Linked DNA regions of Homo sapiens: region 2 is linked to region 1. The links are chromatin loops, found by intact Hi-C in ENCODE. Cell type or tissue: mammary epithelial cell. All regions are shown on one strand. Each heading gives the region's core, and the rest is flanking DNA. Links, peaks and the distances in the headings are about the cores only.

What was found. A loop is a pair of places that touch in the nucleus more often than their neighbours do. Peaks named below come from ENCODE experiments on the same cell type or tissue, not always from the same donor. Only the 100,000 strongest peaks of a DNase experiment are listed, where the experiment ranks them.
Region 2: a loop joins it to region 1, with 4 times the contacts of the local background. A loop is called at or near these places in 4 of 110 quality-filtered maps.

The regions. Positions count from the first base shown.
Region 1 is chr18:62,323,161-62,328,533 of GRCh38, reverse strand. It overlaps TNFRSF11A (TNF receptor superfamily member 11a), which reads right to left and starts at 3,224. Exons shown (of 10, transcript NM_003839.4): 1 at 3,107-3,224. The coding sequence starts at 3,181. RefSeq lists silencers at 3,133-3,332, 3,383-3,592. In mammary epithelial cell, for the core only: CTCF peaks have their summits at 2,943 (motif pointing left) and 3,323 (motif pointing left); a DNase peak (open chromatin) is centred at 2,973; H3K4me3 peaks cover 1,405 bases; H3K27me3 peaks cover 281 bases.
Region 2 is chr18:62,980,171-62,985,543 of GRCh38, reverse strand. It overlaps PHLPP1 (PH domain and leucine rich repeat protein phosphatase 1), which reads right to left. Exons shown (of 17, transcript NM_194449.4): 17 at 5,111-5,373. Among named protein-coding and RNA genes, the nearest start is that of PHLPP1, 270 kb to the right of the region's middle. In mammary epithelial cell, for the core only: a CTCF peak has its summit at 2,693 (motif pointing right); no DNase peak of the experiment used is centred there.

The sequences.
Region 1 (5,373 bases), core at 255-5,254:
TTACCTCAAAACTATAAAAGTTCAATGCCCAATTTGTTTGGTGGGGGTTTCCTGAATTAGGTGATTTGTGCTATCTGCAAGGTCATAAAAATATATGGTTGTTTTTTTTTTTCTTTCTTTCTGTAAGATTCTTTTAGGTCTAAAGCATTCACACCATCCTCCCAACATAGGGAGCTTTCTTCCCACCTCCTAGAATCATTTCTTCCCTGACCTCTGGTTTCCCACACATCTTTCCAAGACCACTTGGGAAACCCCTTCATCCCGAAGTCCTTAGGGATTCCTCCAGCGGTCCTCCCTCCCTCTCTCCCTCCCCTCCTCCCTCTCTCCCTTCCTCTGCCACCCTCTGTACTTTTCTTATCATTTGCTGCTCTCTTATCATCACAGCTTTTCCCATCTGGCGCTCTCCACTAGACTGTGACCCATGCGCCTTCCCCTTATTCCTCATTAGCACAGTGTTTGACACCACCAATGTCTGTTGTCCTGCGTATGCACGCACCTGCTCTTGCATCTTATAACCCCAGATAAACATGACCGTGTACAATCCATTACCTTAATGAAAACAGTGTGCATCTATATTTTGTTACCTGGAATAAACAGCAGGACTAGCTACATAAAAATTCAAAATGTTTTTATCTGTAGGCAAATAGTTTTATTCTATCTGAAAATGAATTCCCTCACAAATACAAGCAGGCAGAGATATAATCATAGAAATGTTTTAAAGGGCAAAACTTATAGCCTTTCAGGTAAGTTTGAACCTATTTAATATAATAAAAATGAAACTAAATACGATCCCTACAGATAAGGCACTTTCTGGAAGCCATTTATGCCAACTATTTTGCAAAACCAATTTACCCACTAGGCAGTTCCTGAAGTCTTGCCTGGTGTTTGATCATTAACATCTTCAATGAACTGTCAATGCCATTCCTAAATTTTGAGCTAATGGAATAGGCTGGCCAAACAAGCAGTCATTGAATACAGAGAGAGCTTTTTCCTAGATAACCACAGTATCTCTAGGAAATATTATTTTAAGGCTGCATCTAGTCTCACCTTTGAGAGAAAATGCATTTCTACTGGGAAGGTTGGGCACCAAGTAAAATAAGCAGAAAAGCATTCCAATGTCACTTGATTGTGAAAGAGTTCAGGAAATGCCACCCCAAAATATGCCACTATGGTGTGCTGATTATTTTGAACTCAGGGCAGGTGGTAGTGGCCACGGGCAGAGGTTTCTCTGAACTCTGCCCAAAGAAAGATCCTCCAAAACGAACTCAAATGTCTCAAATCTCCGCCGTGGGAATCTTCTCACCCAGAGAAGATTCTCACCCAGAGAAGATTAACTCCGATTACAGGAGAGGAGACAGGAGGTTGACACCAGCCCACACAGGCTCTCACCTATTCTCCGAAGGGCTGGTCAGAGACCATTTTTATTGCCTGAGAATCTTTTATGTGCCTGACAAGATGTCCTTTACTCACCATATGCTTCCTCCCCAAACCCGCCCCAAAATCTGTTTTGCAGCACCCTGCAGAAGCCCCTATGGATGCTATAATGAGCTTCAATCATCTGACCCTTCCTCAAGTCTCTTATTTTGTAGGAGTCCTGTGCCTATGTATGTAATTAAGTACAGTTTTTCTCCTGTTAGTCTGTCTTATATCAATTGAATTCGTGGCCCAGCCAAGGAATTCATAAGGTTCCTAGAAGGTTCGCTCCCCTAGAATTGGAAATGACCAATGCAAAAGTTTACATTTTTAAACATGCATAATGAAAGGGGCTTAAAGGCAAAAAGACGGGAAACAGCATTTGTTGAAAGGTCTCCCTGAAAAATAAACTTATTTTGATAGCATTTGTTGTTCATATTAGAACCGAACGCCTTTTATGCACATATGAATATGTCATTTTGCGACAGCAGTGAGAGATAATTTTGCAACTGCGTGGTCAGGCAGGTTTTTCTTAGGTGGCTAGCTGTTCGCTGAAACCCTGGTCCTTTGGTTCAAATAAGGTAGCACCCCGTTCAACCTGTTGAACACTTAATTAAGCAACACCTGAAGTGCTTAAAATGAAAAAATCCTTTAGACTTTTCCGCCTTCGTTTCCCTCAACCATACTGACAGACCCATACAATTGGGAATGAATCTTCCCTAGAATCTTTTGCTTCAGCCTTCAGTGCACCCACATTATTTCTGTCAAGGCTTTTCCCCTCTCTTCTCACCCAAACACGATTCTCCATGCGTCCCTCCCCACGCCTCTCCGGGTTCCGTGCCCGGCTGCGGAGGGACGGCAGCAGCCTAACCTAGTGTTAACAGAGGGGAAATCTGACCCAGCCGAAACCAAGAAAACCACCACTCGCCCTTCCCTGTGAGAGCTTTCAAGTTCGTATCAACGATTTTTAAAGCGTTTGTTGTGCTGGGTGTGCTTCCCTCTGCGGCCCTCCTCCACGAGGCAGAAAGTCCGTGCCTGGCTGCATTCGCTTGCTAACTGTACTGAGAAACCTGTTCCGAGAGGACCGGGAAGCCACTCGGGTCTGCGAGGGTCAAGTCCAGCATCCCCGGGGCGCGCGCGCAGTCTCTCCCCGCCGTGCGGGGCCTCCAGGCGAGCTGGCAGGGGTGTCCCCGAAGGGGCTCAGGGGAGGCAAAGGCAAGCCCGCAGTTCAGGGACGGAGGGAATCATGTCTCTTTCCGGGTGGAAATTTGGGACGGAGGCCACCCGGGAGAAATCGTATCGGGAACGGTTATCTGCCGCAAGTGAGGTGCCCACGGCGCTGTCTCCCGCGGCACCGCCCGGCGCAAGCGCTTAGTAGGTGCTCAAGAAGCATTTGGAGAAAATGACAGCATCAAAGCCTGCGGCTAAGAGGGGCTTTTGGAAGAGCCCGTTTCGGGTGTTGCGGTCCCGCCAACCTGCTCCTTCTGCGCCCCAGTTTCCCTCCGCTTGCCCTTTCCCGCCCTCCGCCGTCCAACTCTGGAAGCGCCTCCCCAGCTTCCCACGGCCTCCGCTCCCCAAAACTCCGGCTCCTCTCGGAAGGCGGAGGAGCCAGGATGCCGCCGGCCCCGGCCCTTCCCGGGGCTCCCGAGGAGGCGTCGGGCCGCGCGGCCCGGCAGGCGCGGGCGCTCCTTACCTGCAGCCGGGCGAGCAGCGCGCAGAGCAGCAGCAGCGCGAACAGCGGGCGGCGCCGCCGGGCGCGCGGGGCCATGGCGCGGGACAGGCTGGCGGGCGCCGCGGCCTCAGCGGCCTCTGTGGCCCAGCGGGCGCGGCTGCCGCGGCCCTGTGTGGTCCCGCCCCCGTGCCCCGCCCCGCACCTGCCCCCGCGCCGCCCTCCTGCGCCCCCCTCCGGCCGGGCCCGGCGGTGCCAGCCAGGTGGTGCCCAAGCTCCCCTGGTTTGCGGTGGGACGCGGGGCCCCGCTCGGGGAGGGGCCCCGGGGGTGTTCGCCGCGCCCGGTGCCTCCTTGGTCCGGTCTCCGCCCCTGGCCCAGGTGCTCGGGCTGCAGACAGGTTGGCGGGAGACCAGCCCTGGGTTGCCCTTCACGGCACTGGCTCCTGCCTTGCCGCACCCCAGGCCTGTGGGCCCCGCCTCCCGGGAAGGAATGGGGGCATCGGGGTGGTCCTGCTCCTGCCCCGCGCGCCCACCCTTCGAGGCCCGGCCTTCCGAAAGTGGATGCGCCACCGTCGAGAATGAACGGGAGGAGGATCCTTCCTGGAGATTTCGTCGACTGCAGTTAAGGCATCAACACAATACACCATCCGCCAATCTTCGTAAAATACTCCTCTTGTTCTTTGCTTCAAAATGTTGGGGCCAGCAGCCACTATCTCTTTTTCTTCTCCTGATCCTCTGCCTCCGCCCCTCACCCGTCCTGCACCCACCAAATTCTAGAAAGGCACCAGGCTCCGCCAGCCTTGAGGCGTCCCCCAGCCCCCATCACCACATTGGCCCTTTCAGACATAAAGTGGCCAGATGTCTGGGGCACAGTGTTACCTAAAAACTGAGGTCCGTTCTTCTGGTGCAGTAAGGCCAAGCCATCCGCACTAAGGTTTGCACTGGGAGAAAAGAGGGCGCTTATCTGCAGAGCTCCAGGCAAGGAGAATGGGGCAGCTCTTGCTTAAATCCTGACCTTCAGTTGGCTTGCAAGTAAGGATTTTTAAACGCAGGGTTAATTTCAAGAAAGCAGAAGTTACAGGCAAAATCATAATACACGGAGGTTGCACATTGGTTTGGTCTAACAAGCTGGGATATCTTGAAAATCTTTAAAGTGAGGGTGCTTATAGGTTATACATTCAAAGATTTTCTGACTTGCCATCAGTGAAGGAAGAGAAGCTTTGTTAAAAATTTGGGGTCAGCAAAAATGAATGTTAGCTCTGGCTCGTGGGTGTGACTTCCTCCTTGCCCTTCAGGAAGAAATTTAGAAGAAAGAATGGTGGTCAGTTCCGTCCTCATTTCCCCCTTGTCTGAGGTCTGCATGCCAGTGGATCTGTTTTGTTGGGGGTCTGGGTTTCTGAGAAACAATTCAGGGACATATGTTAAGATGTTATCTTTCGTTTCTATAGGGAATCTAACTTCCTTGGTTATTGTTTTAAGCTATAATTACCTTCTTGCTTATCAAGTTACTTATTTACTTCTTAGGGCTAGCTAGGTACCTGGAATTTCCCTTGAAGGAACTCAAGATTTTCCTTTATTTCCATGCTTAGGGGTGCTCCACAGGCTCCTAAGATGGGTTCCTGCTCCATCTCAATAGCATCCTGTTGTTTTTGTTTGTCATTACTTGCTTAGGATTGTGTCTTTCCTCACATTCTAGGTCGATGTTGGATCCATACGTATAATCCCTCCTTTGTATCATGTATTAGTCCGTTTTCATGCTGCTGATAAAGACAGGGCAATTTACAAAAGAAAGAGGTTTAACGGACTTACAGTTCCATGTGGCTGGGGAGGTCTCACAATCATGGTGAAAGGCAAGGAGGAGCAAGTCACATCTTTCCTGGATGGCAGCAGGCAAAGAGAGAGCTTGTGCAAGGAAACTCCCATTTTTAAAACCATCAGATCTCATGAGACTTACTCACTTCACAAGAACAGCACGGGAAAGACCTGCAGCCATGATTCAATTACCTCCCACCAGGTCCCTGCCACAACACGTGGGAATTGAAGATGAGATTTGGGGTGGGGACAGAGCCAAACCATATCATAAGGTAACTGTTTATATGAAGATACTTGTCCCATGCCAATAGAATATAACCTGTTTTGAATTCCTGGATTGCCAGAACTATTCACTTGCCTTACTTTTAGCCCAGCACATGGCATATCTTGGTCAAAATTCCATGTGCACTTGAAAAAGCTATGTATTTTGCTGTTGTCAGTAAAGTACATTATGAGTGTCAATCAGGTCAAATAGGCTG
Region 2 (5,373 bases), core at 91-5,090, 660 kb before region 1:
AGCAGTTTTCTTGAAAATTCAGAAGAGCAAATCACTTATTTATGAGTTCAAGAAAAGTCAACATCTGGAGGTGTAGCATTTGGGAAAACCATCTTTGTTGCCATTTCAACTTTCTCTCAATAGGTAAGATTGGTAATTAGGGGAAAGTGCCAGCTTACCAGAATGGAATAAGACCTAAGAAACTGAATGACTAGAAAGTACCTGTGATTTCAGTGAAGGCAGTTTTCCTTCCCTGTCCTTAGAAAAGCGGAGGAATGACAATGAGAGCAATTCCAGTCATGAGCAGATGGAAGAAAATTCTCCAAGTGTTCTGTTGCTTCCCCCTCTGCACAGGATAGAAGAACACTGTGTTTCTGATTGGGCATAAAATGAAGGGACTCATGAACCGAAGCTGGAGAAATGCCATGATTGTTTATGGGTACTCACATCAGGGCTGGGGACAGCATAGCCTCCAGCTTTCTACCACACACCCCAGAAAATGGACGGCTGCCTTGAGGACCCATCTGCCAATTTCCTCGGCAGTGTTCAACCTTAGTCTTCCAGAAGGAACAGGACAATATATGGGGCCTCCACACTGGCTTCTGCCATTCATGTGGGCCCGTAGGCCATCGTCAGGCTGGCTCACACCCTCATGAGGTTAGCACAGCCACCTCCACACCAAGCCATTTTCTCAGGGCCCCGTGCTGGTGAGGCAGAGCCATGCAAAGTAGCCAGCTCTTTACTGGTGTTTCCTAAACACGTTGAATGAATGCACACAGTGAAGCAGGAGGGTGTGAGCGGTGGGGTGTGCTTTCCATCACCAGCCCAAAGCTTTGTCTGCTAGATGTAATTCCTACATTCACTTAGTGAGCAGGGCAATAGACTCGCCGTACTAAGTTGGAACTTTGTTGTAATTTTGGTGCTGAGTGGGGTGAGGCTTAGGGGAAAAAAAAAACCACCTTAGAGCCGTCTTTCAAATACATAGCAATAAGAATCAGTTCATGACAGATAAATGACAATAGTGAGATAAGAGTTTCCATAGACTAGTTTGCACAGTGTGAGTTAGGGGGATGCAATGAAAGAAAAATGAAATGGCAACAAATGAGAGAAGCCCATTTTCTCCATCATTACCAGTGCTTTTCCTTCTATAACAATTGTAATAAGTGACTTAAGAGTTTCCCATTTTCAAAAAGGTACTTTTTTCTTTCTTTTTTTTTTTTTTTTAAGAGTCAGGGGCTTGCTGTGTTGCCCAGGCTGGCCTTGAACTCGTTGGCTCAAGTGATCCTCTAGCCTCAGCCTCCCAAGTTGCTGGGACTAACTTCAGGCCCACAGTACCATACCTGGCTTAAAAAGGTGCTTTTGCTGCATTCCTCATTATTTTCTTTCAGACGCCCCTTAGTTCCTTCATTTGTAACAATGACAATATTTACACTTACATAAGGCTTTAGTATTTAAATTACTGCAAATACATGACCTAATTTGATTGCTGGAGAGGTAGGTAAGGCAGATACCAGAAACCCACACTTTATAGAAATTCTATCTTTTTTTAGGATGAGTTCATGTCCTTTGCAGGGACATGGATGAAGCTAGAAATCATCATTCTCAGCAAACTATCACAAGGCCAGAAAACCAAACACCGCATGTTCTCACTCATAGGTGGGAATTGAACAATAAGAACACTTGGACATAGGGTGGGGAACATCACACACCGGGGCCTGTTGTGGCGTGGGGGAGCGGGGAGGGATAGCATTAGGAGATATACCTAATGTAAATGACGAGTTAATGGGTGCAGCACACCAACATGGCACATGTATATATATGTAACAAACCTGCACGTTGTGCACATGTACCCTAGAACTTAAAGTATGATAATAAAAGAAAAAAAAATTTTTTTTGAGACAGAGTCTCTGTCGCCAGGCTGTTCCAGTCTCTGCATTCCAGGCTGGAATGCAGTGGCGTAATCTCGGCTCATTGTAACCTCCGACTCCTGTGTTCAAGCGATTCTCCTGCCTCAGCCTCCCGAGTAGCTGGGATTACAGGCATGCACCACTACACCTGGCTAATTTTTGTATTTTTAGTAGAGACGAGATTTCAGTATGTTGGCCAGGCTGGTCTCGAACTCCTGACCTCAAGTGATCCACCCGCCTTGGCCTCCCTAAGTGCTGGGATTATAGGCATGAGCCCCCGTGCCCGGCCTGAAATTCTATCTTGTGATAACATGTCAGGGATGAACTCAAAATACCCTTTGATGAATGTTCACATGATCAAATGGAATTCTTCTTCTCTCCCCTGCAGTGCCAGTGGTGAGGGGACTCTCAGGTGTTATCCTATAAGGTCCAGAACATGTTAACAGATGCTTTGTGTTTTGCTTTTTTTAACCATGGAAAGGGGAATTGGGAATTAGATGGACATTGAAGACAGACTTCTCTCCCAGCAAAACTATATGATTCTGGTTATCCATCTTAATATTTCTGCATGTCAATTTCCCATGGAAAATCAGGCTCATCACAGGAACCAGCTGTCATCACTTCTACTGTCTTACAAAGCGGAAACACAGCTTCTCGGCTATACTTGACAGTGGTATAGGAGTTTGCTATCATGTGTTTACGAAAATACAGTGATAAGAAACTTAAACACTTTGTTTCTTCTGGGAAAGTGAAGGAAGGATAAAGAGTGAAGCCCATTTCCACCCAAAGTCTAAGCTTACCAGCAGGTGGTGCTGTGACAAAAGCAATCAAGAGAAACCAAGGCAGGCAGGTGGGGTTTCTGGGTCCCAGAGATCGGCTCTGCTACCTCTCATCAAAGCCAGTGCTCGGGAGCAGGAGCGAAGGGCAGGAAGCTTGAGGGCAGCACAGGGCGGGCAGCATGCGCTGGATCCAACACCAAACAGTTTCTAGGGTCCTCGATCAGGGGTTCTTCTCCTAGCAAGGCTCACCACAGCTCTCCGCTTCCCGTTTCATTTCTTCCTTTCTCTCCCCTCAAAGCCCTTTCCCAATTATCTGGATTTCCAGCAGGAAGCAGGGAATAGAGCAGGCGGGAATGCCCTTCTCCCTAATACTTACCCTGCAGACACTGTGGCTTCAGGGATCTTCAAATATTAAGCACTTTAATATTCAGAAAGCACTTTCAGTTGTATAAGCAGCTCTACATATACTATTAGATGCTATCTGGATAAACAGAAATGCAAAGAAACTCCTCAGAAATAACTGAGGCAGCTCCTATGCAACCGCATGGAGACCTATCAGCTAAGTCTATGCCACTTTGGTCACTCAACATGTGCTTGACTGAATTACCTTTTCATCTAAATGCCCTACTTACCCCAAGCCTCCAAAGGGCAGTCTCACTCCAAGGTGCCTTACATGTAGTATGTGCACAATGGGACCGAAAAGAGACAATAAACCCAGCAGCAAGCACAAATAAACTGGAGGACTCAGGAAAAAAGCAATTCCAAGTCTCATACCCCTTTCTCCTGCAGCAGACACAGAAGTTAGGAAATGAGGTGTCCCTGCATCAGAGCTTGTGGGGCCCAGTGGCTGCCCCTGGCACAGAGTTGCTGTGGGGCCCATTTTAGAATCTGGAAGCGATTGCTGCCTCCGTGGACCACGCTCAGCCAGTTCTGACCACTCTGGAAGTGAGCTGCGGTGGAAGAGATCCACATACAAGGCCGGGGTGTGCTCCACCCCCGGGGACAGGTGAACCCTGCCCAGAGGGGGTTTAAGAACTGAGGAAGTCAGAGAAGCAGCCCAGACCTGCAGGAACTAAGGCGTCGGTGTGAGAGCTTGGAGTTGTCCACATCTGCTTCAACCCAGTGGGGCAGCCCGAGGGACAAGGTAAGGGGCTGGGAAGTGGAACCGGGGCAGGGGTCCCAAGGTGGTTTAGCTTCCAGTCTCAGCCAGAGCGCTCCGCCTGTACTGGGGAGTCAGCTTCCTTGGTCCCTGGGTCTCTCACTGGGCCGAGATGAGGCAATTCTCTTCCATGGCTTTAGTGGTTTCCAAAGAGCACTGTGTGCAAGTAGCCTGATGTGGAAATGAAGTACGGCCATTACGAAAACAAAGTCCACCCAGCGGCCTCCTAGAGGGGGACACAGAGCCCACCACCAAGTCTACTAGTTAAGAAATAAGAACTGCCCTGTCACTGAATTAGCCAGGTCCCACCCAAGGGCAGACCTAAAGAAGGAAGCCAGGTCTACATAGGAAGGTGGTCCATGTGAGATGAAGACCAACAGTATCTTCCACACAAGGTTCACACGTGTAGGGTGGGGGCGAGGTGAAGGCGGAGGTCCCTGTCTGTAAATGCAGTTGACTAGTAGCTGGGAATACTGGCTTTCTTAAGTACACACCGCTGCACCTACACGATTCCTGCTGGTGGTGGAAGGCAAGCCAACCAGCTTGATTGACCCTGTCCAAGTAAGAGGCAGGTTAACCTGCTTATGTGAGCTACAGGCCCCCCAGGAAAACTGAAAACTTCGCTTCGTGAGAGTAAAGTTGTCCAGGGATCTCCCCTATCTATGCAACCTCTGTCTATCCCCCTTCTCACATCTTCCCTAAGAAGTACCCAAACATCTTACCCTAAGTCATAAGAAGAAATAGAAAAGCTGTAAGATCAGGCCTGGCACAGTGGCTCACACCTGTAATCCTAGCACTTTGGGAGGCTGAGGTGGGCAGATCACTTGAGGTTAGGAGTATGAGACCAGCCTGGCCAACATGGTGAAACCCCATCTTTACTAAAAATACAAAAATTGGCTGGGCATGGTGGCGGGTGCCTGTAATGCCAGCTATTCAGAGGCTGAGGCAGGAGAATCACTTGAACCCGGGAGGCGGAGGTTGCAGTGGGCAGAGAACACACCACTGCACTCCAGCCTGGGAGACAGAGCGAGACTCCATTTCAAAAAAAAAAAAAAAAGAAAAGAAAAGAAAAGAAAAGCTGTAAGATCAGCTAATTATACTGCTTACCATTTGGTTAATTTCACATTTCATTCAATGTAGGTTAACTTACTGGATGTTTTTCTCTTAAAAAAAAAATCAGAAATATCTGATAACCCCAATATTCCATCCATTCTTTCTAAACGCAAGCTAGTGTGACTGTCTCCAAGAAACATCTGGCTGCTGAGACAAAAGCAGATACTTGTAAATACTTGTAAATTTCATATTTATTGTAACAAAAATTATGACATGTCCATTTGTGCATTCTGCTTGAGTATAACTCTGGGTATGTAAATGGCCTAATGGGGCACTATACAACCATGCTGATTGTGGCAGCAGTAAGGAACACAGTTAAAAGTGTCTGTCAAAGTGGGAAGGCTGGGACAGGGGAGGAAAATGGGTTCAGGGCCCTTGGGTGCAGGTTCTTGTCCAGTGGCCTAAGATCCATTTCCTCCGGACAGAAACACTGCAG